Regions from separate parts of the Homo sapiens genome. Here regions 2, 3, 4, 5, 6 and 7 are each linked to region 1. A link is a loop called in an ENCODE intact Hi-C map of the cell type or tissue named here. Cell type or tissue: PC-3. All regions are shown on one strand. Links, peaks and the distances in the headings refer to the core of each region. The heading gives the core; the rest is flanking DNA.

Region 1 (4,633 bases), core at 365-4,364:
TACCCAATCTCATGTAGTACCTTTATAGAAGGGTGAGAGCAGACTAATACACTATGAGATATGTACTATTATTATCCCCCTTTCACCGATAAAAATAACTGAGGCACAGAGTGGCTGGGTAGCTTGCTGAAAGTCACACAGTTAGATGAGGCAAAGCCAGGACTCATATTTGGGCTGTTGAACACTGAGGCTTGTATTGTAGAACACTAGATTAAAGAAAATAACCAAAATTACCAAAGGCATGGCTAAAAAGGAAAAAACAAACAAACAAAAATCAAGTAGAGGGCAAAGAATAAAGAAGAGAAAGAGGAAGAGCAAGCATACGTAACAGGCACTATACTCAGAGCTTTTTAAACATTGTTTCAAACATTGTCTCTTTACAACCCTAGGGAGGGGTATTGATGATCCTGTTTAAAAGAGATCTATTGGTCACAAAGTTTATAAATGTTGATGTTGGAATTCAAAGCTAGGTTCTTCTGTTTGTAAATGATATACTTAAACATATATTGTGTATTTTCTAGATACCTGGCATAGTACTTGGTTTTCTACTTGACATCCAGAAAATACATTTCACAGCCTCTCAACTCAAGGAGCTTAGAATCCAATGGGGATGATAAACATTGGCTGTCATAGACAAACAAATAGAGCACACTAAACTCATGGTAAAGATAATAACACCTGCCGGGCTTGGTGGCTTATGTCTGTACTCGCAGCACTTTGGGAGGAAGAGGCTGGTGGATCACCTGAGGTCAGGAGTTCGAGACCAGCCTGGCCAACATGGTGAAACCCCGTCTCTACTAAAAATACAAAATTAGCTAGGTATGGTGGCACATACCTGTAATCCCAGCTACAAAGGAGGCTGAGGCAGGAGAATCACCTGAGCCCGGGAAGTGGAGGTTGCAGTAAGCTGAGATTGGGCCACTGCACTCCAGCCTGGGCGACAGAACAAGACTTCATTTCAAAAAAGGTTAATAACACCTAGGTGTCCTAGAATGAAAAAATAAATCTCCTAGAACTAAAATGGAAAATGCCGTGGTGTAATTTGAACTTACCCTGGCCTGAGAGGCACAAGCTTGGCACACTGTGCACAACAACTATTTGTTAACTGCATAAGCGATAAGAGCTGATTAAGTGAAAAGACATGATATTCTTTATCTGTTACCTTTCTTTCTCACATGGGGCCTTGTAGAGCTGACCGTTTAAGCTTTCTCCTTCAAGCCTAGGAAGAGGGCAGGGTGCAGAATGTGTCATTGGAAGAAACAAATGGGTGCAAGCTGACTGCCTTGCTTGTGACTGTCACGTTCACCACAAATAAAATAGCAGAAGGTTTCTGAAGGCAGGGACCATGTATGTATCCCAGTGCCCACAACAGTGAGTGGGGCCTGGCAAGACTCAATAATAAAAAAAGTGCTGAATGAGAGAATAAATAAATGAGAAAGAAAAATATTATTTCAGGGAAGACATAGAGAAATCAGAGAAGAGGAAAAAAAAAACCCACAACCAGGACCCATACCATCATGTTATCCTTTTTTTTTTTTTTTTGAGGCCTTTCCTGTCCTCTCTCATCATTATTTCCCTTTTTGTATACCCACAAAGGATCGAGTTATCTATACTTCCTTACTAACATTATTTTTTATGAGTCTGAATTTATTATGAAGAGAAAAGTTATCTGGGGGAAGGATGGTATTGTATTCATTTTTATATCTCCAGTGCCTAACCTATCATCTAGCCCATAGCAGATAACATGGTTGCTATAGCTTGAAAATGTCACCAAAAGTTCACGTGTTGAAAACTTAATTGCCGTGTAACAGTATTAAGAGGTGGGACATTTAGGGGTGATTTTGTGAGGGCTCTGCCCTCACGAATGGATTAATGTTGTTATCATGGGAGTGGGTTAGTTATTGGGAGAGTTGGCTCCTGGTAAAAAGATAAGTTTGTCTCCCATTTGCTCTCACTCTCTCTCTCTCTCACACACACACATACACATACACATACACATGCTCTCTTGCCCTTCCACCATGGGATGACCCTCCCCAGATGCTGGTGCCATGGTCTTGGATTTCCCAGTCTTCAGAACTGAGAAATAAATTTCATTTAAATAGTGTTACCCAGTCCGTGGTATTCTCTTATAGCAACACAAAACAGACTAGGAAAATGGTGAAATGGTACCTGTTTATTATGATTGCTTGGGTCATAACATTCACTGAGCAGACAAGCCTTGCTTTCCTGTGACTGACTTCTGGTCACTCTTTTCTTTCCTAGCCCAGCCTTGTGTTTGCTGTCTGGTTCACATTTTAGACTTTTCTACTCCTTGTATTACGGACTTCCTTCATTTCACAAAGCTTAACTTCATTCTCCGTAAATGTGTGCATTGCCTCCTTGTGTCTCCTTGAGTGAAACTCCCCACTAACCTCTGTTTTGGGCTTTCTCCCCACTCCTGTGAGGCTCTGCTGCCCTCTAGGGGGCCTTGTTCATCACACACTTCTCAGGGCCCAGTTGGATCTGCACTTGGCAATACAGTCCTAGTGTAGGAGTGTCATGACAGTGCTGCAAAGCCTCAGTGCTCCTTTTCCTGCTCCTACAGTCCCCAGTATAAAATGTGTGGCTATATAATGCAGTTGATTTAGGAACATTAAACTTGGGCATAAGCAAGCAAGAAGTCTGTCAAGAACTGAAACTCATTACAAGAGGAGGCTGGAAGAGGCTACCACAGGGTCTCAGTGCTCTTGGTACCAACGAAATCCTTGGCTATGAGTATCACACCTGCATCTTGATAGTTTGCACATTATATTAAGGTTTGCACTATAGAATCCGGTAGCCAACTAATGAGAATGTTCTATTTGACGAATGAACATTGATTTACATCTTTGCCTGGGCCTTTGGGAGACAAAAAACTTCCTCAAAGAGATGGGACCTGAAATTGCTTTTTGCTAAACCCTCAACCAACATCTGGTTTCCATACCCAATGATGACTCTTAACTCTATCTAACCTGACTCATCTGCAACTGGAACTATTGACTACTTCTTCATCTTTGAAACACATTTTTCCTGTCATGCTATCACTTGTATCTGGGTCTCAGTTCTTGGACTTTCTTTATTTATCTAGTCTCTGGGCTCTGTTCTTGGTTCTTCCAAATTGTGCTTACAAACAAACCCCAAACTCTCCTAATTATTGGTCCAATTTTCTTGCAGTTTCCTGGACTTGTTCACTTAGATGTCTCTTAGAAATTTTAAATTTAATAGTTCCAAAAACAAACACATATTTCTTCAAACCTATTCTCTTTTACCTTACCCACCCCAATCCAAATTATTTCTAATTTAGTCCTATTATTATCAAATGCAGTTGGCCCCCCCTCCCCCACCCTTTGATTCTCTAGTCTGAACCTTTCTTTGAGCTCATAGGACATAATATAAACATGTCCAAACTTAGTTATCAATTTTACCCTTCAAACCTCTTCTCCTTGAGGTTGAATTACACAGGTCCAAATCCTCCATTCACAAAGGTAAAATCTAGCACCCATCTTTAAGTATTCTCTTTTCTTTATACGCAACATTCAATCAGTTATTAAGTTTCATCATTATACATTCTAGTTGAAACCATCGTGATTTCTCACCTATCCTGTTGCAATGGACATCTGATTTCCCTCTTCTCTTCTTGTCACTCTAAATTTTATTCTATCTACAGAAACCAGAAAGATATCTTGAACATATTAATCTTATGATGTAACTCCTCTTCTCAAAGCTTCCGAAGCTTCCTATCACATTCAGGACAATATACAAAATATATATTTTGTATATTGTCTGATCCCCAATCCTCACCTAGTCTGATCCCCAAATACCAGTCCACATTTTTCTGTTGTCATTCTCTCCTTTTCTCATTTTACTTTAATCACAATGGAGTTTTTGCTAGTCTCCTAAAATGAAAATCTGTTTCCTGCCTTAAGATCTTTTTGGTTGTTGCTGTCTTTGCTTGGGATACATACCTCCACCTCCCAGAACTCTGTGTGTCTTATTTTCTCGCTTCATTCTTCCTTCTCTTTAACTTATTCAGAAGGCTGTTCATGACACTGTATCTAAACATATCTAAAATTAGTCCCAAATCAATTTCACTGTAATACCTCATCTTGCTTCTCTTTTTTTAATGACAATTAATACTATGTATTTGTTTATGTTTTATTGGCATTCTCTCTGACTATAGTTGAAGTTCTTTGAGAGCTGAGATTTTAGGTTGTTCTTCATTTTATCCTCAAAGCATAGAACAGTTTCTGGCACACAGCATATTCTCAATGAATAGTTACTGAATGTGCTAATGAGTAAAGTCAAGATATTAAATTATAGCTAAAGTTCCCCAGAATTGTCCTCTATTACAATGACTTTTGCTTTGCTTTATGTTTAATAATTATATATGTTAAAACTTTTGTTGCAGTTTGCTTGGAATTTGGCTAAATGGAGTTTTCTTTTAGGAAGATGTATACACATATATATGTTCATAGCCATTTCAGTGAATGGTAAAGTCTTAATATGGGCCCTATGTGTTCAAAACTTCTGTAGACTAGATAGTGAAGAAAGACTTTGTACGTGGTGTAAGCTTGATGCGTGGGGATAAATTTCATGCTAATGAGATTCATGTAAA
Region 2 (4,633 bases), core at 300-4,299, 670 kb before region 1:
AGATGTTCTATATCTACAATCCTGTTATTTGTGAATTATAACAGATTTTACTTTTTCCTCCCCATTCTTTACATTTATTTTCTATATTGCTTTTGCCAAGGTCTTCAATACACTGTTGAATAGTGATATCAGGAATCTTTGTCTTTATCCAGCCAAGTGATGAAGTTAAGAATTGAACTTAGGAAGTTTGTCTCCAAACTCTACGTTTAATTATTACTCTATAATTTCCTCTAATATTTCAATATAGATCTCTGGGGATAGAATTCGAAACTGTCGTGAAAACATGCTGCTAAGATCTCTAGCTGCAGGTAGCAGAATTGAGTGATGATCTTAGCTGATGCCCTTCTGATCAACTACGACATTCATGCCAATGACTGAACAAAGTGGGTCTAATCTAGAGATAGAAACCTTCTCTAGTGGGTATCTGGGCATGATGATGACTCCTTACCAGCAATTTTTCTACCATAGTCCTTTTTCCTTCTCTTCTTTCACAGATGTTGGACAAGTGTCGTGGTCCAAAAGCTCTCTCTATCTCCTCTTTCTTTCTCCCCCAATAAATTTTTGTATATCTAGTTCTGTCTTGGCTTCTCCTCAGCAAATCCAAACTAACACAGCTTTGAAAGAGTAACAAATATTAATTCTCACCTAATAAAAATGTTAGAATGAAGGGATTATGAAGACAGGAGACTTTAGAAAGCTTCTAGGACTTTGGAGTTGGTGGGAGCCTAGTTTGAGTCTATGTCTCTTCTTGATAGGTGGTTTCTTTAGGGCTCATGCACATCTTTGACTTTCCATTGTCTTTAAGTTTGAAAATTTTTTCTTAGAAGTCACTCTGGATTATGAAATTCTAGTGAGGCCTGTATGAGACTACTCTTCAAACAAGACTTTGGTGAAAGAGAGAAGGAAACGGTGTTCTTCAATGCTATTTAGACCTGCTCACCTGGTAGCAGATGAGCAGTGATACCGGGCACAATTTTCTCCTTTGCCATTCAGCTGAAGTGTTCTTATAGTATCTCTCAGGAAATTAAACACATAATATAGTTTCAGTAGAGAATCCCAAAACAGCAAATGGGCATTAGAAGAAATCTTAAATCAACTGTGAAATCAGTGTGCATTTTCACCATCAACAAAAGTGAAATACTCATCAACAGTAAATATCATGAGAATATTCATGAGTGGTCTTGTGTATAAAGAGTATAAACAGGACAGATAGGTGTCATCTTTTTATACCTAAAGAAAACAATATCATGCATGGAAGTACCATACGTGCTGAGGACCTCCTCCATGGAACCAGGACCTCTTTATACACTGCTTCTTTTGCACTGATTCTGTAAAGCCATAGTGGAAAGGGCCTAGAATTTGGAAAGTACATAAAATTGTTTGAATCCTAGCTTCTTTATGTTCTGATGGGTGTCATTAAGTGTCATTAACAAGATACTTACTTTTCTGGGACCCAATTTTCTCATCTCAAATATGGGAATAATAAAGTATACATTGCAGAATTATTGTGAGGAATAAAGGAAAATTATTTCTATTAGTTGATGCCAAGTAACTATGAATTTCCTCCCTCCCCCCACACCCATGCTATCTCCTTTGTTTGCTAATTCTGACTCCTGTTCATCCATGGAATATGCCCTCTATCATCCTTCCAACATATCCAGAATCCAATTTTCTTTCCTTTGTGTCCTGTATCCAATCTATTACAAAATTATTCATATTCAACCTCCACCATGACTGTTGACTGTGTCTACCTTCCTCTTAGTAATGGTGCCTCCATAGTTACGCCCACCTTACATTTCATCCCCAGGTATAACACTAGCCCTCCTAGCTATTGTTTCTTTTTCCAGTCTCTGTCCCCTTAATTGAATGGTCTCCACTTGGTTACTAAAGCAGTATCATTTTCATGGCTGAAATTCTCATTTAAGCCTACTTTACTATCTGGTTTTCTACAATAGCCATCAAATCAATCCCTCCTTGTGTTACATAATTGCCAGATTCCCCACTTGCCTTATCTTCTTGTAGAGTGCATGACTAATTTATATTATAATAGCTTCATACCATGGTGTCTTCTCTGTTTTAGGCACTAAGCGTGCCTGACTTATCCTTGTAACATGAAGCAAATAAGTATTAATATTCCTATTTTGTATGTAGGGAAACTGAGCCTTGAGCCAGAGAGAATTTAAATTATCTACAGTCTTACAACTGAAAATGTTGGTGGGGCTAGGATCAGAACTCATTTTGCCTAACTGTAAAATCTATGCTTTGACCATTTACTGCTTTTTTAAAAAACTGCTCTTTTATCTTGGATGCCTAATATGTGCTAAACATATATATATATATATATACACACATATATATACACACACACCTATCATCTATCTATCTATCTATCTATCTATCTATCTATCTATCTATCTATCTACCTATCATCTATCTATCATCTATCAATCTATCATCTATCTATCTATCATCTGTCTATCTATCATCTATCTATCGAGAGAGAATTAAATGAACTCAGTATTTTACTTGTGAACACCCTGGTTATGCAGCTCAGAAAACAGCAGAGGGCAGTGCAAGAGCTTCACAACATTAAATGAAAGTAGACAATAAAATGCTATAAAACTGCAAAATAAAGAGGGAGTGTTCTATGGTTTCTGGAAGAATTCATCCCAAGGCAATGTTGAGAATGTCGGAGGATGTTTTTATCAAAGCTACTCCCAGTTTTAAAAAAGCAATTTCCATTGCTGACAGTGAGGCTGTGCTAAAAATTGCATTTCCCCTCCCTAGTTTCAGCTTCTCTTTATTTCATGTAATACCACATATGGGTAAGCAAATCATAGCTTTTAAAGCCAGCTGTGTGCCACTTACATCTGCAAAAGCAATGTGCTCACCAGGTGAATTTCTTGCTCAATCCACCTCTTTAATTCATCCTGTGGAGAGAAAAATGTGACTTTGGCTCAAGGATGGAATTTTTATCCTACCTCATTATACCATTCTTATGCATTCTGTTATTTCCATGTTATCACAGTGGAAAATATCCAAGTTAAGTACTCTATCCTAGCTGGCTTCTCTAATTTTCAGAGCAATTACTGATTTTTTTTTTTTTTTTTTGCCTCAGTGGAAAATATGTATTGCCTAGGAATTTGAATTCTGACAGAAATGTTGAGGAGAGGAGTAAATCATATTAAAGGTAGGCAACACTCTGGTCGTTTGCTTTGCTTTTTCATTGTGGAAATATAATTACTTTTATATTAGGCATATCATAAATATAAATTTCATTGTTTACCAATTCCTACATCAATTACCAAAACAATAAATGGCTTAAGTTGAGCATAAAAATTTTCATTTTCATGGATACGGACTGTATACACTCATAAATATTTTCTTATGTGTTTATATGAATATGTAACCACATTGCGAGAACATGATTCATCTTAGCACCAGGCATAAGGGACAAATTTGGAAGGGACCGCCTACTTTTCAACATGTGGGGCATGGGGGTGGGGAGAGTATTCCAGTAAGTGAGAAGACTTTTTTTTTTCAGTTGGGACTATGAAAAGACAACAACAACAAAAATATTTAAAAAGGCAAGACCCACCCTCTGGAATGGGAACTCGGAGCTTTACTCTAAGAGCTTATGCAGTGGACTAGGGTTGTGGAGTGGTTCTGCTGTCACCTCTGGTTTTTCTTCCCTAGGAATCTAGTGAGAACCTCTGTGTGCTCGTGGAGCAACCTCTATGCTCATCTCATGTGGGCTTTCTTCTGGAGATTTTACATTCTTTTCATTCTACATTATCTCATCTGGGGTAAAACTACCAGTTCTTGTTTTAGTAACTTTCATGAACAACGTTAATCATTGCTTATTCAGGTACTTAAAGTGCATTAATTATTGTGAGACCTTGAGCGAGTGGCTGTTTTAACCATAAACAACAATAGTAATGGTATCTCCTCACATTGTAAAGAAATAAATGCAATAATATCTATAAAGTACCTAATGCTCAAAATATTAGTAATTATATTTCAAATATTATTATAGATCTCCTATAATATGCTGTACTTTATCAAAGCACTCATCTTCATTTAATGGTTCATTTGTCCTCCTGTCTAGACTGTAAGCTCTAAGAGACTGAGAATAGTGGTACATAGTAATAAGTTCAGATATAAAATGAATGAATGAATGAATATCTGATTCTTAGATATTTATTGAGGGATTTCCATAGATTATTTTGCTTCCTATCCGTATTTTCTATACTTGTTGACTATTACTAGAAATAGTATTTTTATTTTAAACCTAATGTTGAAAGTGTAACATTGAGACAATGCCATGTGTTCACCAAACCGCTTCATTTTCTTTCTTGGCATACAAAATGACTATGTTTTGTAGCCCTCTTACAACTCAGTGAGACTGCAAATGGAATATGGGTGGAAATAATGTATATCCCTTCGAGTCCTGGCCACAACATGCTCCAGATATCTTTCCTGCTCTTCTATCCCAATTTTAAAGCCTTGAAAACAAAAAGTTCAAGATGGTAGAGCCACAGTATGGTAACAGCCTAGATCTCCAAGTTACAGCTTATAGAAGAGCCACTCAAAGGACAGTAATATGAAAAAGAAATCACATTGTGCTATGTTA
Region 3 (4,633 bases), core at 250-4,249, 340 kb after region 1:
GCTTTCCGCCATGATTCTGAGGCCTCCCCAGCCATGTGGATTTGTGAGTTCATTAAACCTTTTTCCTTATAAATTACCCAGTCTTGGATATGTCTTTATTACCAGCATGAGATCAGACTAATATACCATATTTGTCCTTAAAATTGAATAATATTTCCACATTTCAAAATTTCCACATTACTGCCTTAACTGAATTACTCATTCCTAAGATCTGAAAAGAAGCCATTTTTTAAAATAATATTTTATTTATATATGTTTATAAATGTTTCTGAATTTATATATATTATAAAATGAGGTACATCCCATTCTTGTTTTATCCTATTTTTTAGGCTCTAGTTTAAATCAGTTTAAATATATAATTGTTATGTTTTAGATCTTCCATCTACTGAACCACAACTCAATGTGCAGAAAGGAAAAAAATACAAACCAAGATTAAATCCTCTGAAGCATATGTTTTATAAAGACACAAGTGGCAACTCAATAAAAGTATTATGATTATTCCACTTAAATTTCATTATAATTAGAAATCCTTCTATAGAAAAATCCATTGAGAACTTTGATTTTTAAATTACAGTCATCATTAGTAAAATTTCTGAATTCTATAGTAGGTACCATGTTTTTTTTTTTTTTTTTTTTTTTTTTTTTTTTTTTTGGTAAACCAGCTGTGTTTGAAGCTGGGAGTTAGGGGACTTTAGAAAGGTATTTAAATAGTACAGTATCCCTCCTTAAAAAGTTTTTCAGCTCCAGTAAGAGAAACAAATTAATATATAAATAAGGTTTCCACAGATAACCTGCCTTTAAAACAAACCAAACCAAAGAGGCAATATGCAGTTCTCATAAAAAAAAATCTCCAGTCTCTTTGATATAGAAGTTAAAAAGAAATCACTTAGGGAGATAGCAAGGGTTTGGGAATCCTCAGTCACACTTTTTACCTCATGAAAAGCAGCCCCAAATCATTTACTAACAAAGAGCAGCCTGGAAAGTTGAGCTGCAGAGGTAGACAAGTGAGCTGAGAGCTTGCACAGGTGAATGTTGGCAGGAACTGAGGACTAGACATTTTCAAGATGGCAGCTCCATTCTTCCCTTCTCTGCCAGCCATGTATACTGTAAAGAGCAGACGAGATGGTGCCGATCAACTGGAAAGCCTATTTGCATAATAAGATTAAGGTGGGGTGACCAGCCTTCTCTGCACTCTATGTAAACATCATACCTGATCAAACCAATCTATGAGCCCTGTATAAATCAGACACTGCCTCCTCAAACTGGACTATATATTTTGGTGCATTTGCAGCCAGCCAGTCCTTTCCACTCAGAGACCTGTATCTCTATAGAGAAAGCTGTTTCTCTTTCTCTTCTCTTCGGCCTATTAAACCTTTGCTCGTAAACTTCTCATATGTGTCTGTGTCCTAAATTTTCCTGGTGCGTGATGACAAACCCTGGGTTTACACCCCAGACATAGCTGCTTTATAATGGGGGCTCGTCCGGGATAACAACATACAACATTCATCGAGATGGTGAGTAGAGGAGCAGACTCCAACTCTGTCCTTTTATTCTGAGGCCCTTGGCTTCCATTTTAGAACCAGATCAAACCAAATACGGGGCCCCTTTCAGCCATTTAAAAATAATTAGCATGGCTGCCAGCCTTACAAGACTTGGGGGACAGGATTGCTAGGGAGAACATGGAGCATCCCCCAGTACCCATGGGTCACTGGGCATACTGGCCCTGTTTGAACCAGCTTCCTTTCACTGAGGACTTAGCTGTCATGTGGGGCTGGAAGAAGTCCTGGTGTACCTGAGGATTTCCGGCCAGGGTTACCACCATTGTTATCCAAAGGTATTTGGACGGACCCCAGCCTCTGACTACCCTGATGAGATGTCGGCAACAGAATCTCCAACTTTTTATCATAATTTCCTCCTTTCCTGTCTGCGATCATCATATCTATTTCATCCTCTCTGTGTATGCAATGTATGGGAAATTTTATAGTTCAGGGAGGTAATCTTGTTTGGCAAGATCAGGGAATGTCATAGTAACCAGCGATATAGCTCAAGGGAAGGCATCTTTGTGATTTTCGAGGAACAGAGGGTCACCCTCACCACAGGGAGCATCTCTCTCTGCCCTTGGTCTGAAAAGCACATGACATTTCAAGGCCAACAGCCCCACCTAGTGGAATAGGGATCTTTTCCATGAGGCACATCGTTGGTCCTTTACCCAAACACTCTAGCTAACCAATTCTCTCCCTTTTTGCATCCCTCTACTAGACACCATGCTTTATGCTGCTTCTGTTAACAGGAAAACTCTAGCTTCAACAATTAGGATTAAAATGTCTTCTGGAACCAAATGTTAGTTCTTGATACTGTCCCATCAGCAGGAAAATTGCCATTTAGTCCATACATTTTTAAGACACCTATTCTGCCTCCAATTAGAATGGTACTTAATTAGTAAGGGGATTTTAAGTCTGGAAGTTAACCAGAACCATTCTCTAAGGGAAAACGCTTTAGTACAGCCCATAATATCAGGTATAGATTTCAGTCTAGCCCCTCCATTAAAGAGGGCTTGCCCAACTATTATGTAGTTTTTTTTTTGAGATCTATTTTTCAGGGAGCCAGACAGGTCACACAAGTCTAGGAAGTCAAAGGGAAATCACAGGCAGAGGACAGAGGACTAGAGCCACTTGGGTGAGTGTGACAAACCCCAATCTCTAAGTGCCTCTGTTTCCATAGCTGGCAGTCATGCCTGCAACTATGGGTGGCATGTTCAACAAGGTGCCGGGACCCAGGAACCATGGAAGGAATATAGCAAGGGGAATGCCCCCACTGTCTTCCTCTCCACTCTGTCACACGAAAAGGAAGGAGACTAAAGGGATACTTTTTTGTCATTTCTCTTTCTAGATGGGTACCATATTCAGCCTGCACTCCCCTGGAGTGCATTCTGAAGCACAGGGACTCCTCTTAACCAGAGACTTTAAAGAAAAAGCAGCTCATTTTCTTTTGCACAAGGGCATGGCCTTTTTACTAGATCCTTGCAAGCACTGCAAAATGAATCCAGCTCTTTTAGCAATCATATCAGGCAGGCCAAAAGAGAATAATTCCCCAAAATGAGAAAAGCAACTTCCAGGGGAACCACCCGAGGCAGCTATTGTGTGTACCAGCCCTTCCAGTCTGCCTTAACCGGGGCCACCTCCAACCATGCCACCAGTTCTTCTACCTCCACCATCTCTAAAATTTTCCATTCCATCACCTTCTCACTTACCCCTACAGAAAATACATAATTGAGGTGATGCCACCAGGATTCAAGTACCCTTCTCATTGCAGGACCTCAGGCAATTAAAGGGAGACTTAGGCCAATTTTCTAATGACCCTGATAGGCATATAGAAGTTTTCCAGAATTTAACTCAGGTATTTGACCTCTCATGGAGGGATGTTATGTTGCTCCTAAGCCAAACCCTAACTGCAGCTAAAACAGACAGCTCTGCAAGCAGCAGAGAATTTCTGAGGTGAGCAATAGGTCTCCTATAGTAGGCCAAATGGGAAAAGAGAAGATAGAGAAAGTGAAGAAACAGGGGAAACACCATTCCCAGCAGGAAGAGAGGCAATACCTCTTGAAACCCTAATGGGAAGCCCCAGACTCTTCTATGGTGTTTTTCCTTTTTTCACTGTTTTCAATGGCCCTTTTATGATGTTCATTCAACCTGGGAGAAGTTAATTTACCCAAACCTTAAAATGCTTGGCTTACAGTTGAGCTGGGGGAGAAAGAAAACCCAGAAGCATGACATGCCGGCAAAAAGGTAAAAGTTTTTTTTTACTAGTTGGGTTTTTGGCTTCTCTATCCCTGTGCAAACCGGTAAAAGAAATAATAAGGATCACTATTTATATTTTCTGAAAAGTTTTAATTAATGAGAAAGGATTTGTGAGGTTGGCCTTAAGTTGTAGACAATCTGGTGTGCTTTGTGTGTCTTTCTGTATGGTTCTGTCCAAAGAAAAGTTACTTTAGGTTAGGATGCAGACCCAGGACCCCCTAAGCCTGCTGTTCAAGCCAGCCCAACAAAATGATCAGTAACAAACTTGGCTAAAGGCCTCCATCTTGCTTCTTGTCCTTGGGAACATGACCTGTAACCATGTGGCGAATAATTTGTTTTAGTCTCCACCATTTTACAATGTTTGCTGACTTCTTATGCTAAGTCAGTTTCTGGGTAATGGCCACAAAATCAGATAAGCCAGTTTGTCAATAAGGGAGCTGCCAGCTGATTGATCAAGGGCAGGGTTTACAAAATATCTTAAGCACTAATCTTGAGGGCTAAGTTAAGAGATGGTCAAAATCTTGTAGCCTCCAGCTGTGTGACTCCTAAGCCATGGATTTTAATCTTGTGGCTAGTTTCTTGGTCTAGTACCCAGGCAAGAGGAAAGTATATTTTAAGAAAGGGCTGATATCATCTTTGTTTTAGAGTCTAAACTGTAAACCAGGTGCCTCCCAAAGTTGGTTCAGCCTACACCCAGGGATGGACAAGGACAGCTCGCAGGCTTGAAAAAAAATAGAGTTCTTTGGGTCAGATCTCTTTCACTGTCTCAGTCACAATTTTGCAATGACAGTTTCAAAAGCTGCTTATCACCCCTTTAAAAACACCTTGTACACTCA
Region 4 (4,633 bases), core at 264-4,263, 820 kb before region 1:
TCTTCTCTATAAGATGAGCATCTTAATAGCTTATGGGGGATGATGAGATTTCATCAAATTAAGACATATAGAAAGCATATAGCATGATGCCTGGCACACCACCAATGATACCTGGCACAACACACCAACCACTCAATAAGTTAAAGTAACTAGCATCATGTCGCAAATATACCAATCTATTCCATTGTGATTTCTCCCATAGCTTTTATGTTCAGAAAGTCCAAATCTCGAGAAAAACTATAAAGTGTCTGTTAATCTCTTATTTTCTTCATAATCTACTTATTTATTTAGTTTATTTCTTTAATGCACCAGAATTAATGTTGGTCTATGGTAAGAAGTGAGTTAACTTTATTTTTCCCCAAAATGTAAAAAAAAAATTTTTTGTTAATTAAACTTCCACTTATCATTTGTTTGTATAATTTCTTTATCTTTTACAAGTTTTTACATACACTTGGATCTGTTTCTGAATTATCTGTTCTATTCTGTTGTTTTGCCTTTTGATTTCTATTCTAGTGGCATATTGGAAAAAATTAGTACAAGTTTTAATATTTAGCAGGTGAATTCTGATCTCATCGTTTTTAATATTCTCTTAGCTATTTTTAACTGTGAAATAGTTCAGGTGGTTACTTGAACCATTTTAATGTACTAAAAATATTATTGAGATTTTGAATAGGATTATTCTTATCTATTAATTGATTTAGGGAGACAGTTTTAAAATATTTTTTAAAAATTTAATTTTTTAGTTGCAAAATCCTCACTTATATCTCCCAATGGATTTTTTTAGTGTTTTCACAAAGCTTCCCACACATTTCTTGATATTATTAAAAGTTAATATTTTTTGCTAATTGTAAAAATAATTTTCTTTCTTTGTATATCTAACTAGATGTAGGAGGAAACAAGTTAAAAAGTTCTCTACTCAGTCTGAGTTTTCTTCACTTACAGTGCCTTTGTGTGTTATTTTTGCAAGATGTTTGGATTCTGAATCAGGGAATACTTGCCAAATATCATTTAAACTTGAAATGAGGATACTCTTTCTAAAAAGTTATTTTTACTAATTAAACACATTTTTATTCTGTCTCAACTAAATGCTAGGCTTGCTTGTGAAGATATAAATGGTTCCTGCTCTACAGAGCTTACATTAGAGAACTGATTTAATGACAGCTGTGGTAAATATTAGGGAGAATGGCTGGTGCACAAGTTGAGGGTCTAACTAGGGATCCAACCTCATGTAAGGTTAGAGCAGGTCTTCTCTAGGAAGATTTGACATTCAAAGTGAGCTCTGAGGGATTAATAGGAATTAACTAGGCAACCTGTGGATGTTCCTGACAGTGCAGTTGTTCAGAACGCAGGATGTTGAAGGAATCAAGACAGGGCCTTTGCAGCTGTAATGCAAAAATGGGGAGTGAGGAGGGATGTGGCATTGGGTGAGACAAGTCATTGGTGGGAGGGTCGTAGTAGGGTTTTTATCCTTAAAAGGAAAACAAAAGTCACCTTGAAAAAAGTTACAAATAGAGAAACTATCAAAGTATCTAGTACCATTTATATATACGTATTTTTTTTTTTCTTGGAAACTGGGATGGTTCCCATGGTTATTTTGCCATGGTTCTTGAAGAAATAGTTCTGTGATAGCTAACTTTCTTTAGCCTAGAGGGAGGAAAGTCTAACTTCTCCAGATTTCTTGAAAGAGGAGTTTGCTGCACTAATCAAAGCCCAACCAGGCTGGTATCTGCCACGAGATGGAAAAGTATTGAAGGTACTACTGACTTACAGCCCTGTTTGCTCTTCTCTAGTCAGTACTATCGGGGGCAAATCACGGCTCCTTTTGTAAAAGTAGCTGTGAAACACAGTTCTTTCTGTAAGTTCATGGGTGATGAATCCCAAAAGGGCTTATAGAATGTCAAATCGCCAGCACAGCCCAAGGGACAGCACATTCTCTAATTGAGGCAAGAGAATTAGTTAGGGTAAGGTTTCCCAACTTTGGCTTTTCGGGCCAAGTTATTCTTTATTGCGGGAGGCTGTCCCTTGCCTTGAAGGATGTTTAGCAGCAGCAGGTCTGGCCTATACCCACTAGATGGCAGTAGCACCCTCGCCCGGTTGTGGCAATCAACTTGCCCCCCAGGGAGAAAAATCACCATAGGCTGAGAAAAGCTGAGTTACAGATATTATAAAAGTTCTTTCTTTCACAATTAAAACAATTATACTCATTTTTTGCCATAAATTCACTTACACGCTGCAACATTTAACAAATCAGATTCCTAATTATCAAGGCTAACTCTCCTACAGTGTACAAAGCACTGCCGTATGTGTCTGCTATCCATTTATTTATGTAAACATTTATTAAACACCTGTTTTATGTAGGCACTATGCTAGTTGCTAGGGTTACAATCAAATGAGACAGTATTGCAATATCTTCCCCTAAGCTACAGGGGGAGATAAAAACATGAGTATATCATAGGGGTCTGATAGAAGTCTACTGAGAGGTGAAAGGAAGAAGAATGGTTAGAATCTTAGGGGTGGAGCTCCCAGGAAGTACAAGGTCCAAGTGAAGCTTGGTGTGGAAACCTGAAACACAGCCAAGTATTTTTCAGGCTGATAGATTTGGGGAGTGGTCAGGAAGCTTAAGACTTACAACCATATATACATATGCGTATACATACACATACACATATACATATACATACGCGTATACATGTACATATACATATGCATATATATATAATTATTTTCGGGGGCAAGGGACGGAGTCTCGCTCTGTCGCTCAGGCCGGAGTGCAATGGCGCCATCTTGGCTCACTGCAACCTCCGCCTCCCAGGTTCAAGTGATTATCCTGCCTCAGCCTTTATAGTAGCTGGGATTACAGGCGTGCGCCACCACGCCCAGCTAATTTTTGTATTTTTAGTAGAGATGAGGTTTCACCATGTTGGCCAGGCTACTCTCGAACTCCTGGGCTCCAGTGATCCACCCGCCTCGGCCTCCCAAAGTGTTGGGATTACAGGCGTGAGCCACTGTGCCCGGCCACAACCCATGTATTATAATCACTGTTTCAAGGATGAGAAAATCGAAAGGTTAAACATTTAGCTTAGAGTCGCTTATCAAATACCAAAATTAACCTGTCAATTTAACTATTCCTTGGCTTAACATTGTTTGTCTTTTCCAGTGAAACTTAGTAGTAGAATAAGAAAAACTCAGGGAGTACTCTTAACAAATAATTTAAAAAGACAACCTCCAATGATAAAAAAAATTGCTTTCTTATATTTATATATTTCAAAAGGCACATTCACAGACATTCTCTCTTGTGATTCTTTTACAAACCCTATCAGGTAGAAAGGGGATGCATTAACATCTCTGCTCCATGGAGAGAAAGAGCACTCTCAGGGAGTGTGTTTAGGTACAGTGCTCACAAGACATGCCTGCCTTTCTCAGCATGGATATATAGTTCCCAGAGGGCAATGCAATGGTTCCTTGTATTTTAGCTTGTCATTGTATTTTAGCCCAGGGTACTGCCATGATTTTCGTATCCTTGAAAGCAGTTCAATTTCTGCATTTAGAACTGAAATTATAGTGTCTCAAAGCTGAATTTAAAAGAACAATTTACTGCTGTCCCCATGAAGAAACAGAACCAATCAATGTAATAAAAAAAAATTTAAGATCATTCTGTACTTTGTACAGTTGCTCTTGTAGTCATGTGACTCATAGGGAGCAGCAAACTGCCTGTCATGGAATATTTAGAAAGCAGAACAGTATTTAGTCTTAGGTAAGTATGCAAGAAATGCATGCTGGTTAGATGAATGGATAGAAAAGTGAGTGGAAGGATGGGAAGGAGGATGGAAGGTTGGTTGCCTCTAGGAATGACAGACAGTGACCTGTTTCTCAGCATCCTGCACCTTATTGCTTTCCTGTTTTCTGTCAAAAACAAGTTCCTTGTTATTGATTTCAACAGAGTTTCTAATTCCATTTATTACCTGAAAGAAGGACAAAAGCAGGTGGAAAATGCTGAAATGAACATTTTAGTTTAGAAATCTTCTTCCCGAGAGAGAGGTGCTCAAAACCCAATGTGTTTGCCATGGATACTCTTAATGATCAGAGTCACACTTGGCCTCTCCCCCTTACTCTCCACCAGATTCAGTGGGTTAATCACTAAGTCCCATCACATCTCCCTCTAGGGAGGCATTTCAAAACTGTCCCTTAATTTCCCTGTCTGTTCTTGTTGCATTTGCTCAAACTCCCATCACCTCATCTCTGGCATAAGTGTCTCAACTAGTCTATTTTCTCCATGTCTTTCCATTATATCTTGAGCAGTATATTCAAACTAAAATTTAAAAACTTATTTTGTTTTTTCTTATGTCCTCCAAAGTTTTCAGTGGCTGTTCACAATAAAGGCTAAATTTCTCATTCTACTAACTAGGCCTTCCATGACGCAGCCCTTCATATTTATTTCTGCATAAATACAACTAAAAGCTGAATGATCTCTTCACTTTACCAAGAACAGATTTTACACATCACAATATCACATCCACCACTTATTCCTATGTCCAATATTTATTGAGCACCTATTATGAAGGCTTTAAGCCAGACCGTGAGCATCAGAAAAAGACAGAATAGGAAAAGACAAACTCCTTTCCTCAGGGAGCTC
Region 5 (4,633 bases), core at 421-4,420, 380 kb before region 1:
TTAAAGGCTAATTTTCAGACTGAGGTCAAGGTTTTGACCCAACCTATGCCTTGCTAGGCTCTGCTAAGTTCTGCTTCTTGCTTCCATTTACTCCCATACCATGGCAAATCCACTCCCACTGAAAGACGTCCTCTCCATCATCCTTCACCTAACCAGATTCTACCCATTCTTTAAGGTTGTACCCAAGCTCCACCTTCTTGGAGACTTTTATGACTGCCTGGACTCACACTCATCTCTTCACTCTTCTATATTCCCACAGCACTGACTAACTGGATCATTCGCTCAACCATTTGATCAGGCCCTGCCTTGTACTGCTTTTTATGTGCTGCAAACCTGTGCAGCCTGTGTCCTCAATTACACTGTAGATTCCTTGAGTCCAGTGTAGAATTACTCAATTACTATATTCGGTGTCTCCATAACACAGGTACCCTAAGAGGCTGTTACTTTATGCTCACAATGCACTTCCAGAATAGAATGGAACTAGCAATACAAGTACTCTTTGCATAATGAAATAACAATTAATACTTATTTCTTATTTGCAAGAGGGAACCCCAGCAGGAAAAGGTGTAGGCTGAATAAAAGAAGATCTTTGATCTAACTCATTTACTTTTATGCCTACTGAACTTGCCATTTTTAAGATCCCATCTGAAAAATATCTGTTCATAATTCAGAACCACCCAAACTCTTTTAGCAATTTCCTTAGTTCCCCCATAAACAATGGCTCTCATTTTACCCTACTGTTAGTTATCATCTCTTAAAGGCAAATTTTGTCTCTATTCAACAAGAAGATAAAGCTAGATGAAGTATATTGAATTAAGTAAGCTAAAGTGGACAAGAGAATAAAATGGCATAAAAGGTAAATATTGACTTTATTGTTGTTCATAATTACCTTATAGAACAAAAGATGGATGGATTATAGTGACCTACTTTTGAAATACATTTTCGAAAGTATTCTCATTAAATTCTGAATGTATATTTAAATTTAAAGCAGTGCATGTGATATATATGTGTGTATGTGAAAATGAGTACTAATACAGTAGCCCAACAGATTTTTTGTCAGAATAATTTTAGACTGGAGCCCAATGCTACCAGCTTAAGCAAATAACTCATGTGGATGGAGATAAAAAGATCATCTAGCAATGTAAGGTGCAACAGTGGATAAAGCAGGGGGAAGGAAGGAAACCAAGTCATGGATGACAGGTTGGAGTGAATCAAGACAGAAGGACCAGCATCTCATGTTTATAATCAAATAAACAACCTAAAATACCTCTGAACTGTAAGCTCAAATGTATTACATAAAAAACCTATTTTTGAATTATTTGGCATTTGAGACAATACCAGTCAGTATCCATTAAATAAATTTTTATAAATAACCCCCAAGAGATCCTGGACTCTAAAAGTTGCACTCTTAAGGAATATCCAGATTCTGCTACAGTTATAACTCCCAAAATATATGCCAAGGTGCTCTCGGTGGGGGGGGGTGCCATGGTGAACTCACATGGGTGAAACAGGATATTTTAAATTTTCAAGGCAAATACGGTAGTACTCAAGATCCATTAGACACCCCAGGAACTATTAGCTTGAGGTAGTTCACAGTGTTAACACTATATTCCTTTTGATGTCATTATATCTGTTTGAAACTGGGGTTTGGAAGTTTCTGTGATGAAAAGCAAAAATCATGTGAAAATCAATGTGAAACAGGAAATGACGGTGGTATGGTAGTGGCATCCACTCCGGCTCAAAGGTTTGAGAGGGTGTTTCATGACCAAAGCCATACACATGCCTATAGTAAACTGTGGTGATTAACAATGAAACAAAAATAATTTTCTTTTAATTTATGCGTTCTCTTTTTTTTTCTTATGGCTATTATAACACTTATTAAGTTGTTTGGTGCTATTTAATGAACAGGATTGTTAGGTAGTGCTTTTGGCCTAGAGGCACAATGAAAAAATCCAAAACACTAAGGATTTGGATGCGGTGAACTGAGAAAGTTTGAGAACTTGCGCTGTAGCCTCTAGAGTCTAGTGTATTTTTTTTTTAATTTAAGATACACACACCACACAATACATGCATACAGATCCTTCTACCACCATATAAATCTTTTTATTCTGATACCAACAAGCACTACAGCTATTCTTAGCTTTAATTTGTAAACTAGAGACTTCTGTCCCTCAGGCACAGTGGTTTTCCTGCCTAAAAGTAGTATATGAAGATGACTGTTAATAAGTCAAACCAACCATATGGTGTCAGCAATGATGCATGCAAAAAATTCAACTCATTCAATAATTAGGTCTATCCAAAAGTATACAGGTTAAAAATTAATAAATTACTATTTTAAAATATATAATGAGCACCTTCTAAAAGCAATGTATAACAACCCACGAGATGTAAAAACCATTATGCTGTTTATAATGCATCAGGAAACAGTAGAATAGCATGGCTAGAAAATAGGATTTGTAGTTAGACAAATCTCAGTGCATATCCCAGCATGACCTGCTACTATTGGTAAGACTTCTGAAAAGCTTTCTGTGCTTGTTAGCTTGTTTATCTTTTTTCTGGCCTGTTTATAGTTCTCCCATCTCTATAGTAGGGTTAATAACAGTGTCCATCAGATAAGCTCATTATGAGCTGTAAATAAAATAATGCATATGAATGCATAAAACTATGCCTGACACTTAATAATTGGTGGCCATTTATAGCATGTTATAGGGAAAACAGTCTAACCAAAAATAATTTAAATCAATAAGTTTTCATTACTCTTCTTAAAAGAGCAGTTTTATGCAAGGCTGATAAACAAATTGAAAGTTATATTTAAATAAAAGTGATAAGGAACAAAGGTTAAATAATACATCAGAATAACACAAACTACAAAAAGTAGAGACTCAGAGCAAAAAGTCATAACACATTTGAAACTATTAACTATCCTTTTATTAAATTATCTACCTCTTGCTTCCAAAAGCCTGCCCTTGCTAGGTTCTCCTCATTCTTGGTGTTTCTTCTTCTCTACTTCTTTGCTGACTCTACAGTAATTTCATTAAATTATGCAGCAAATAACTCACAGCAGGATTTACTAAAAATCATGAAGGAAATTTGGATAGATAGAAAATAACTGTAACACAAAGCTTAACTAGAGAAGTGCTACAAACAAGGGAAAGAAAAGTTGTATGGGACTCAAGGGAGGAAGAAGTTACTACTGACAGAGAGAACTAGGAAAGTCTCTGTAGAGGAGCTGCCTTTTCAGATAGGTCTTAGACATCAGGTAGGATTTGGATGTGCTTCCAAAGGGAAGGACACATGAACCAGCAGACATGAACCAGCAGGGCAAGCAGGAGCAAAGGCTCAGAGGCAATAAGCATGGAAATGAACCAGGAATAGCAAGGAGTTCAAATGGTTGAAATTTAGACCTCATCATGGAGGGAGGGAGAAAATGATATTAGAAATGCTATTTAAAGCCAAACTGTGGATGACTTTGGGTGTCTCCACTGCTATGCCATTATCTCCTCTTCTCCACTGCACGAACTTCCACAGGGCTGGGTGCCTTCCCAATTTGATCATCATTATAACTCAATGCTGAAGACAGCACCCAAACACCTAGTATTAAAAAATACGTTTTTAATTATTCAAGCTTCCTTGGTAATAAGCCAGGTAATCTTGTGTTCTGGTTCTAATTCTACCACTAACAAGCTCTGTGGGCCTGAGAAACTAATGTCACCTCCCTTCCAGATCAAGCTTGCTCATCCATAAAATGACTGATATGGTTTTGATGAGTACTCAGGGTTTTAATTCTGTAAAATTACCTTTCACGAAGTTATTATTTTATATAATATACGCTTAAATTTTAAAAAAGATATAGTTTTGCCATTTGACATCCAAATGAATGACATTTCACTTCAAATTATGGAGACTGTTAAATGCAAAAACACAGCTTTTAAGAATGGTATTTAAGGACATTTCCCAGTTTTCATGGTTGGAAAAAAAATAGAATGTCTCCTTAAGAAAAGTGGTTGCCATATTTCTCAATTCTAAATTATACTTTTATATATTAATGTTTATAAAGTTGTGAAGTTTTTCAATCATGAACAGAAGTCTATTTTTTATTGAAGAAATGTTTAGATCAATGATATGTCTTAGAATTAAGGCATTGATACAATAGTTGACTGAAAAACTTTATTGAACAAATACTACTTGAGTTCCTACCACATGTCCAAATACTATGTTAGGACCCAGGGATACACTTTGGAGGAAAAAGACATTCCAATGCAATAGTAAACTATTTCTATCTGGAGTAATCATGGAACTTTATGGGAGCAGAAAAAGTGTTTCCCTGAGTCTCATGGTTTCAACAGACATTCTGGAGGAGGTGATATTGATAGAGTGAAAAGGACCCATAGGAGTTATCTATGTTAACAAGAGGAAGGTGTTTTTTTTTAGCTAGAGACAACTGTGTGAGCCACAGCATAAAGGGGAAGGTAGGTATACTGGGGCCACTGTAAGATATCTGGAATGTAAAAATCATAGATGTGAGAGATAAGACTGAATGACAAATGAGTGACAGTTATGATGGTCGTGACTGTCATGCTAAAAAGTTCAGCCTTTAATTCTAAAAATGCTGTGGCTCCAGTGATGGGTCCCA
Region 6 (4,633 bases), core at 327-4,326, 1.1 Mb before region 1:
AATACTTAGCTATGTGCTTGGCCTTATGATAATTGCTTTAGTGCTGACTTGGAGACATGGTCATCTTTAGTGTTTACAACACACTATGAAGTGGTTACTATGATTATTTGCATTTTATAAAGGAAAAGGCTTGGGTTTCAAGATACTGTGCTAAGTGCAGGGGATACGGCCTGAGAAAAGTGGGCAGGGCTTCTGCCTTCTTGAAGTCAATAGTCTGGTGGGAGAGATGAACATTAAATTAAACATTTCACAAATGATGGTAAAAACTAACACTTCCTGAGAGTTTACTTTTTGACAGGCACTCTTCAAGGTGCTTTACATGTGCCATTTTATGTAATCCTTATCAAAACCCTAGGAAGTTTGTATTGTCTTCCTTACTTTGCAGGAAAGGATACCACAGTTTGGTGGTGCTTGGAAATTTGCCCATGGTCCTACAGTCAGTGAGGGGAGTGCTAGGATTTGAACATTCAATCACCTGCCTCCAGTCTGGTGTTGTCCTGTGCCTGTGAGAACTGTGAAATGTGCTGTGAGAGTGTCACAGGAGGCCTGGCTTGACTAGGGTGAGGGCAGAAGTAGGGCTTCCCAGAGGAAGTGATATGAAGGTTGTGAATCGAAGGATAAGCTGAGGGAGGAAGTGTTTCAGGCAAAGAGAACAGGATTCTTTGGGTTGACAAAAAAAGTCAAACTGTAAATTATCTGAAGAGATTTATTCTGAGCCAAATATGAATGACCATGGCCTGTGACACAGCCCTCAGGAGGTCCTGAGAACATGTGCTCAAGGTGACTGGGATGCAGCTTGGTTTTGTACATTTTAAGGAGGCATGAGACTTCAATCAAGTACATTTAAGAAACACATTGGTTTGGTCCAGAAAGGTGGGATAACTTGAAGTGGGAGCTTCCAGCTTATAGGTATATTTAAAAGTTTTCTAGTTGACAACTGGTTCAGTTTATCTAAAGACCTGGGATCTATAGAAAGAATATTTGGGTTAAGATAAAGGATTGTGGAGACCAAAGTTCTTATTTGCAGAGGAAACCTTCAGGTAGTAGGCTTCAGAAAGAATAGGCTGTAAAATGTTTCTTTATCAGACTTAAAGTCGGTTGATGTTAATGCCAGAGAGGTATAATGAGGCATGTCTGACCCCCACTTCCCATCATGGCCTGAACCAGTCTTTCAGGTTAAATTTTAAGGGTGCCCTGGCTGACGAGGAAGTCCATTCAGATGGTTAGGGGACCTTAGAATTTTACTTTTGGCTTACATTTGGTTTACATGTATGTGTCTTTCTAGGTTGGAATTGTGGCTTATTCACTTTTGTATCAATACTGCTATGCATATTTATGTTCGTATGTATATGTACAGGTATATGTCTCCAGAAGTATGGTAGTTTGAGATACTTAAATGCTTGTTAAAAAACACAAAAACACGTTTGTTGCTTCAACAAGGCTCTCTCTTTTGATTCTTTACACATAAACTCTAAGGTAGACAGAACAAGGGTAACACATTCCTTTGAAAAGATAACCAACAACAAAAGTGACAGCGAAATAGAAGAAGTGATTTGTTTAATGTCTTCAGGCCACAAAGAGACACAGGCAGAACCAGAACTCAAATCTCTGCATTGGGCCATTCTCCGTGACCACTTCTTATTACAGTGGCTTGTCCTCTGGTTATTTCCATTGTCCTTCCAGACAACTGTGGTCATGGGAAACTGAATCTGGGCATGGCCATAGAACCTGAAAGGTATATAATTTCTCACTAGCAAAGAGTCTAGTCCATCTGGGAGACATTTGCATCACACTAGCACCAGGGAACTTTTTACCAAAGTGAAGCATGGGTTTTCTCCATTATGAGCCAGTAGGTGTCACAATTTACCCAAGATGAGCACAACCAGGTCTGTATGGCAGCCTCTGACATGTCCAAGGTATTCTACCTGAAGGGCTGATGTGGACTGTCCTCTCATCCTTCATTGATTATCTGGTCAACTGGCAGATGGTTGACCCCCTCCACCCATCCTGAGAGGTATGGCAGGTGGGGACAAATTATTTCAAAGCTTTGGTCAATTCAATTTCTTTCTTTTTTTTTTTTTCGTAGCTCCCGTATTTATTTATTTATTTATTTATTGCTTTTTTTTTTTCCTTTTTTTTAAATTATACTTTAAATTTTAGGGTACATGTGCGGACAAAAAACCAAACACCGCATGTTCTCACTCATAGGTGGGAATTGAACCATGAGAACACATGGACACAGGAAGGGGAATTCAATTTCTTTTCTCTTTGGCCAGGGACCTTGTGGAGCTTCTGAGGCTACCATCTGCACTGTGGTTCCTGTCTTTGTTTTCTCTATTCCCTGGATGCTTCTTCTACCCACCTCTAAGGTAGCTCCTGGGTGACCTTGGCTCTCCAGCTTTTTTGTTCTCCTGACTGCCAGGGTCAAAGTGAAGCCCTGGTGGCTGCTCTGCATCTGCCTTGCAGAGTTTTTTTTTTTTTTTTTTTTTAATATATTGATTATAAAACTCTGTATCCCTTATTTCCAAGGTTTCCCTGGACTAGACATGCTTTTCTGCCTGCCCATCACCATTGCCAAATGGGGCAACTAAATTTGTGTCACATGACTCTCTTTTCTCTCCTGGCCATTCCTGATCGCATCAGAAAAGGTATCTCAGGGAGATGGTGGGGATGCACCCAGCAAAGGAAGGATGGAAGAGATTCAGGCAGGCTGAAAGAAGGATGGGGGAAGAGAATGAGGGAAGACAGGGAATGGAGGAAAGAGTGGTTGGGGATAGGACACTTATGACTCATATGGAGTATAACCAACTGGCTGGACTCTCATTGACTGGGAGTTTAACCTCAGTGTGCAGGTGGTCGGGGTAGAAGAAACATTGCAGAGGCCTCAAAATCCAGTCTGGATGCATATTCTCAGGCCAAATCCCACTCTAAATATGAATAATTCAATGGTATAGATTAGTACTAAGTATATTTTGAGGAGAAGACACATGGGGAGGGTGGGGAGGATAGAACCAATATTTAGTAAATACTGTAGACTCCTGTAGTCCCTTTATTTACATCGCTCACACACAGCAGTTTAGGAATGCACTTGATAGCAAGGAACAGAAAACTCAACTTGAAGTGGCTTATATAAAGAGACACTATTCTTTTCACATAACAAGAAATCTGGAGTTCGATGCCTTCAGCATTGCTTCAGTGTCTTGATGATGTCAGTACAGGTGACTCTGAGAGCCTCTTGGCCACAAGAGCGCTCCTGCAGCTCCAGATAACATCTTTGGTCAAAGCAGGGAGAAAAGAGTAGGAGAACCAGTTGGCCTCATCTTTCCATTTTTTCAGGGAAGCAGAAACACTTCCAGGAAACTTTTTTCAGACTTCTGCTTATATAACATTGCCCATAGCTGAGTTAACTGGCCATCCCTGGCTGAAGGGGAGACCAGGAAAATAAGTATTAAGTTTTTCCAGCCTCTAAAGTGAAAGGTGCCACAGGATAATAAAATTGAGAATGGCAACCAACAAGGTCTGCCACAATTTCTTATTTTTTTAAAAGTCTCACACTAAAACTAGACAGATGTTAATATTATTTTACTATTACAGGTAAGAAAAGGGAGGTTTCATTAAGGAAATAAATTAATCAAGGTGAAACAACTAATATATTGGAGAGTTGGAATTTAAATCTTGGTCATTTTGATTCTAAAGTCTTTGTCCTTCATGTGAGCCCTGGGAGGCTCAACCCTGACCTTGGACATGTACATCTCCAGGCTGTGTGTGGGGAGCTGTGTCTGCCAGCCTTAAAAGCAGGCTCCTGAAAAATCCTGTAAGTGTGAGAGAGAAAATGTTGGAGCCTCAGAAAATTACTTGCTTCTATTTAGGAAGCCCGGGTTTCCTGTGGTGTTGCTGGGTGGAGGAGGTGGATAGAGAAGGTGTGGAGAGAGAAATGCAGAAAATTAAGCCCTCACTCTTTGTTCTAAATGGTTCCTAAATAGGGTTGGATATGCAGTTCTGGGAAACATATATTTTATTGGCGAGAGAACAAAGAGCCTGGAAATGTAATATGTTAGGCTGGAGGAATTGCTCTATGAAAAATACCGCAGGACACTCAGGCTCTCTGATGTTTCTCAGATGGGCAGCTGACAGGCTCCAATTTATAAAGGAGCAAATATAGGAAATAAAAGGCTTAGTTAAGTTTCACTGAATCACATTTCCCATGGAGCCGGAAATGACAAGTAGTGATTTCCTATCAATCACACCTCAGGTGACTATTTTAAAAGCAAACTGTCCCTGTTACTATTAAAAGAAAAACAAAAAAAGAAAAAAACAAAAAAAAAAAGAAGGAAAGAACATTTCTTTCTGGATGTGGGTTTTTGCCCTTAACCTAACTCTGCACATGGCTATTTGGAAGACTTTAGATGTGGAACTACCAGGTCCTGGGAGGAAAGTAGGTAGAGGAAACTTTGGCTTAAGTTCAGTTGAGCCTTCTGGCTCCTGGAGGGAGGTTGTTGGAGACGTTCAGCCTCTTGTGTTTGGCAGGGAAACAAAACAGCTCTTGGACCTCAGCTAACACAGAAATGATGACACTGGCTTAGGCAATCCCCTGTCTGTGCAGTCTTTGTAGAGATGATAGAGAACAGATTCC
Region 7 (4,633 bases), core at 448-4,447, 150 kb before region 1:
CTTTCTCTTGTGGGCATTTAGTGCTATAAATTTCCCTCTACATACTGCTTTGAATGTGTCTCAGAGATTCTGGTATGTTGTGTCTTTGTTCTCCTTGGTTTCAAAGAACATCTTTATTTCTGCCTTCATTTCGTTATGTACCCAGTAGTCATTCAGGAGCAGGTTGTTCAGTTTCCATGTAGTTGAGCAGTTTTGAGTGAGATTCTTAATCCTGAGTTCTAGTTTGATTGCACTGTGGTCTGAGAGATAGGTTGTTATAATTTCTGTTCTTTTACATTTGCTGAGGAGAGTTTTACTTCCAAGAATGTGGTCAATTTTGGAATAGGTGTGGTGTGGTGCTGAAAAAAATGTATATTCTGTTGATTTGGGGTGGAGAGTTCTGTAGATGTCTATTAGGTCTGCTTGGTGCAGAGCTGAGTTCAATTCCTGGGTATCCTTGTTGACTTTCTGTCTCGTTGATCTGTCTAATGTTGACAGTGGGGTGTTAAAGTCTCCCGTTATTATTGTGTGGGAGTCTAAGTCTCTTTGTAGGTCACTCAGGACTTGCTTTATGAATCTGGGTGCTCCTGTATTGGGTGCATATATATTTAGGATAGTTAGCTCTTCTTGTTGAATTGATCCCTTTACCATTAAGTAATGGCCTTCTTTGTCTCTTTTGATCTTTGTTGGTTTAAAGTCTGTTTTATCGGAGACGAGGATTGCAACCCCTGCCTTTTTTTGTTTTCCATTTGCTTGATAAATCTTCCTCCATCCCTTTATTTTGAGCCTATGTGTGTCTCTGCCCATGAGATGGCTTTCATCAGGACATTATTAGGAAAAACAGGGTGGTAGATTTAGCTGGCCACATCTTTTCTAAGATTGTTGGTTCCAGAATTTTTATGGGTATGTGTGTGTGTGTGTGTGTGTGTGTGTGTGTATCCAGTGAGAGAGAGAGATTGGGAATTGCACTCAGACCAACAGGTATAATCTATAAAGTAACTAGTACTGTACCTCACATATAATAGATGTTTCATATGTCATTATTATTGAAGAAATGAGAGTTTATATATGTAAAGAGTGAGTACTCTTCAGACACATTTTGCCCTAGATGTGTTAGGGTTGATTGTTAGAATGTTTTTAAATTTAATTTAAGAAATAAACATTTTTGAATACTGATATTGTTTGGATGGGCACCCCCTCCAAATCTCACGTTGAAATGTAATTCCCAGTGTTGGAGGTGGGGCCTGGTGGGAGGTGTTTGAGTCATGGGACAGATCCCTCAAGAATGTCTTGGTGCCCTTTTTGCAGTAATGAGTGAGTTCTCACTGTGCGTTCACAGGAGAACTGGTTACTTATGAGCATTTGGCCCCTCCCCACTCCCTCTCTTTTGCTCCGTCTTTCACCATGTGACATGCCTGCTCTCCTTTGCCTTCTGCCATAATTGTAAGCTTCCAGAGGCCCTTACTGGAAGCAAATGCTGGAGGCGTGCTCGTAAAGCCTGCAAAACCTCAGCCAATTTAATCTCTTTTCTTTATATATTATCCAGCCTCAGGTGTTCCTTTATAGCAACACAAGTGGACTAACACAAATATTCTTGAATTTTGTTTAAATATAAATCCCTAGAGCAGGCAGGAGAGCTCCAAACATGAAAAGGCTCTGTCTATTCCCATCTTTATATAATTAGAAGCAACCTAGTTTCCATGTTAGTTTAATGCTCTGCAGAGTAAAATGGCAATGATAGAAGTATTTTCAACTAGGGTCATAACATGAACTCTTTTATTTAAAAAAGCAACTTTTAGCTTCAAGGCTTCAAAAAAAATGAGGTCATGAAATATATTTAGTTGTCTTTATTCGTTATTTTAGTCCCAATTCTTAATTCTACTTAGTAACCACTTGGTAACATTTGATTTCTTAGAAACACACAAGGATCAACAACTTCAAAGCTAAAATTCAACTTCCTGAGAAACGAATTTGGGAACAATATCTTAATACTAACACAAAGGTGAACCTTACATACAATGGTTCCCTTTCATCCCTGGGGGATATGTTCCAAGATCCTCATTAAATGCCTAAAGCCATAGATATTACTGAACCTTACATATACTATGTTTTTACCTATACATACATACTTATGGTAAAGTTTAATTTATAAATTAGGTGCCATAAGAGATTGACAACAGTAACTAATAAATTTATTATTAGTTAAGCATTGTTAAGTAAAATAAGGGTTACTTGAACACAAACACTGTGATACTGTGACAGTGGATCTGATAACCTGATACTGTGACAGTGGATCTGATAATGGGTAGGAAGCAAATACAGTGTGGATAACATTCGACAAAGGGATGATTCATGCCCTGGGTAGGGCAGAGTGAAACAGCCCCTGATTCATCACTCTACTCAGGACAGTGCACACTTTAAACTTATGAGTTGTTTATTTCTGGAATTTTCATTTAATATTTTTGGACAGCAGTTGGCCATAGGCAACTAAAACCACAGAAAGAGAAACCATAGATAAAAGGAAACTACCATACAGGGAAACAGTTTGGTGTATTTATTTTTGTCGATTTCCTGTGGGATGGAAAAAATCTGTGTATCTGAAATACAAAAAATATTTTAAGACCACTTTTTTTTTGCTGTGTACCTCAAATTTAGAACTTGACAAAAATCAAGTTTCTCTCTAGTATACATGAATAATTCGTCATGTGCTGCAGTCTGTCTCTGTTTGCTTACACCAGATATGCCTAGAGCTTCCCCACAGTGTTTGGGAAATAATAGTTACAGAATTGTGTGTGGTTCTATCACATAATTTCTTGATAAAAATTGACCCAGGAGTTTAATTTCCCTCATCTGGAAGTCATCCTTTCTCATTTCTTACAGAAAGAAAGAAATGGAAGAAGTTATGAAATGAACTCTTAATGGTAACTGTAGAACAGGCACGATTTTAACTCAAATTTTATCCTACTTCTAATAATAATTCTTAGTGTTTGTCTAACATTCTATAGTTCATATAGTATGTTAATGTTTACTGAGATATATTTTGTGCTTGTTTATATAGGATTCTTGAATGTTTGTGTGTTTCTCATGTTTATCTACCTTAGTTTAAATCTTGACACCACCCTCTTTTCTGATGAGAACCTCAGTGCTCATTTATTGGCTTTATGCCATGGATAAATTCTACTAACAAAAACACATACATGCACGCAGAGACACATGCTTAAGGAAGAACATCTGAGCAAAATCTAAAATCCAGTGACAGGGAGAGGACAAATGCATAGACACTAATAATACAAGGCAAAATGTGGTATAATATGTTAAATAAATGATACAATAAAAATGCCAAAAACATTCTGAGAAGAATAGAAATAATTATTAGGATTATTGAGCTTCTATTAGACACTAGATACTTTGCACTATACGTTGTTTTGGCCATTTACAATTATTCGATAAGATAAATGACATATCTTTATTTTACAGATGAAATTTTTAAAAAAGAACCTTGAAGTCTGTGAGTGACCAATCAAAGATGAAAATTAATAATGGAAGACCTGGGATATACAATCAAGTCTAAAGCCTAGATATCTGGTTATTTTAGAAAAGCTTCATAGGCAAGTGTCAGTGGAGCTGTGTTATTTGAGCTGAGCTGCACCTTGAAGAACCAAAAAAATTATAAATGGACAAATAAGACCAAGTGCCTACACCAAAAGAATTCTAATGCTTAGAAGAGTTGCAGAATAAAATATGTTGCATGGGATGTCAATAGTAAAGGTCAAGATAGAGGACAAAGAAACACAGAGGAAGGAGGTTAATGGAATGAGAGAAGAAAGTATTTTTAGAGGAAGTTGATATTTCACCTGAGTTGTAAAAGGTATGTAGGTAGAGAAGAAAGGTAAGTGAAAGGGGTATAGAGCCACTTCTGACAGAGGGACTAGAGGTTACAGAGACATTGAAATGCAGGATCACAAAATCATCAGAAAATAGCAGGTAGTTCATAATGGCTGGAGCCTGGAACAGAGATCCCAATGCACAGGACGTGTGAGTGAGCCAGGGAATTGGTGAGGGAGGATGTGTACCCATGAGAAATGAGTCTTGTGATTAGCAGCCAAATGGACCTCAAATGAAACTCTCCCCTTGACTCTATTCACAGGAATTTTCTAACCATTATCTTTTACCCCTCTTATGCACACACATGGAACTCAGTTACCATATATACATATGTCATTTTCATTTATTTTTAATATATTTACACTTGGTTTAAACCAGGAACTAATTATTTCATGGGATGGAGCTTCTTAAGTGAATATATCTTAATGAGAGACCCTGATCCTGTCTGCAGTTTTGCAGGATCCGTAATGTGATTTGATTACCTTCTCCAAGGATGAGCAGGCCCTAGGGGACTGCATCAGACTAATGAAGCTTACAAATCAACAAATTTAATGCCAATATTGGGTAAAGGAAATGTCATTTAGTGAGAACCTACTCCATACAATAGTAGACACTTCACTCATATTATTTAAATTAGTTGTCACTACAACACAGTGATGTAGTTCTTTCTTTATCCCAATTTTATAGATGAGAAATTCAAATGAGAACATTAAATAATCTCACCTCATTTCAAAGCTACCAAGTTTTGAAGCAAAGAATCAAACCTAAG

Evidence for each region. Hi-C counts contacts between places; a loop is a spot of excess contacts. Peaks named below come from ENCODE experiments on the same cell type or tissue, not always from the same donor. Only the 100,000 strongest peaks of a DNase experiment are listed, where the experiment ranks them.
Region 2: a loop joins it to region 1, with 16 times the contacts of the local background. A loop is called at or near these places in 23 of 110 quality-filtered maps.
Region 3: a loop joins it to region 1, with 6 times the contacts of the local background. A loop is called at or near these places in 18 of 110 quality-filtered maps.
Region 4: a loop joins it to region 1, with 10 times the contacts of the local background. A loop is called at or near these places in 19 of 110 quality-filtered maps.
Region 5: it touches region 1 in a loop (8-fold over the local background); 18 of 110 quality-filtered maps call a loop at or near these places.
Region 6: a loop joins it to region 1, with 17 times the contacts of the local background. A loop is called at or near these places in 14 of 110 quality-filtered maps.
Region 7: a loop joins it to region 1, with 4 times the contacts of the local background. A loop is called at or near these places in 6 of 110 quality-filtered maps.

The regions. Positions count from the first base shown.
Region 1 is chr11:88,542,108-88,546,740 of GRCh38, forward strand. The region is part of intron 8 of GRM5 (glutamate metabotropic receptor 5); the gene reads right to left. Among named protein-coding and RNA genes, the nearest start is that of GRM5-AS1, 40 kb to the left of the region's middle. In PC-3, for the core only: CTCF peaks have their summits at 2,434 (motif pointing left) and 2,635; a DNase peak (open chromatin) is centred at 2,434; H3K4me3 peaks cover 413 bases; H3K27ac peaks cover 517 bases.
Region 2 is chr11:87,875,879-87,880,511 of GRCh38, forward strand. The region is part of intron 4 of LOC107984361 (a long non-coding RNA gene); the gene reads left to right. It also overlaps a transcript of RAB38 not described here. Among named protein-coding and RNA genes, the nearest start is that of LINC02711, 160 kb to the left of the region's middle. In PC-3, for the core only: CTCF peaks have their summits at 2,579 (motif pointing right) and 2,789; a DNase peak (open chromatin) is centred at 2,563; H3K27ac peaks cover 470 bases.
Region 3 is chr11:88,884,835-88,889,467 of GRCh38, forward strand. The region is part of intron 2 of GRM5 (glutamate metabotropic receptor 5); the gene reads right to left. Among named protein-coding and RNA genes, the nearest start is that of GRM5, 180 kb to the right of the region's middle. In PC-3, for the core only: a CTCF peak has its summit at 2,148 (motif pointing left); a DNase peak (open chromatin) is centred at 2,157.
Region 4 is chr11:87,720,867-87,725,499 of GRCh38, forward strand. The region is part of intron 3 of LOC107984361 (a long non-coding RNA gene); the gene reads left to right. Among named protein-coding and RNA genes, the nearest start is that of LINC02711, 3.8 kb to the left of the region's middle. In PC-3, for the core only: CTCF peaks have their summits at 2,084 (motif pointing right) and 2,291; a DNase peak (open chromatin) is centred at 2,055; H3K4me3 peaks cover 342 bases.
Region 5 is chr11:88,162,788-88,167,420 of GRCh38, forward strand. The region is part of intron 1 of RAB38 (RAB38, member RAS oncogene family); the gene reads right to left. Among named protein-coding and RNA genes, the nearest start is that of RAB38, 10 kb to the right of the region's middle. In PC-3, for the core only: no CTCF peak of the experiment used is centred there; no DNase peak of the experiment used is centred there.
Region 6 is chr11:87,461,845-87,466,477 of GRCh38, forward strand. All of the region lies in intron 2 of LOC107984361 (a long non-coding RNA gene), which reads left to right. Among named protein-coding and RNA genes, the nearest start is that of LINC02711, 260 kb to the right of the region's middle. RefSeq lists a silencer at 1,771-1,860. In PC-3, for the core only: a CTCF peak has its summit at 1,856 (motif pointing right); a DNase peak (open chromatin) is centred at 1,867.
Region 7 is chr11:88,396,226-88,400,858 of GRCh38, forward strand. All of the region lies in intron 2 of LOC101929174 (a long non-coding RNA gene), which reads left to right. Among named protein-coding and RNA genes, the nearest start is that of CTSC, 61 kb to the left of the region's middle. In PC-3, for the core only: no CTCF peak of the experiment used is centred there; a DNase peak (open chromatin) is centred at 2,346; H3K4me3 peaks cover 565 bases; H3K27ac peaks cover 2,123 bases.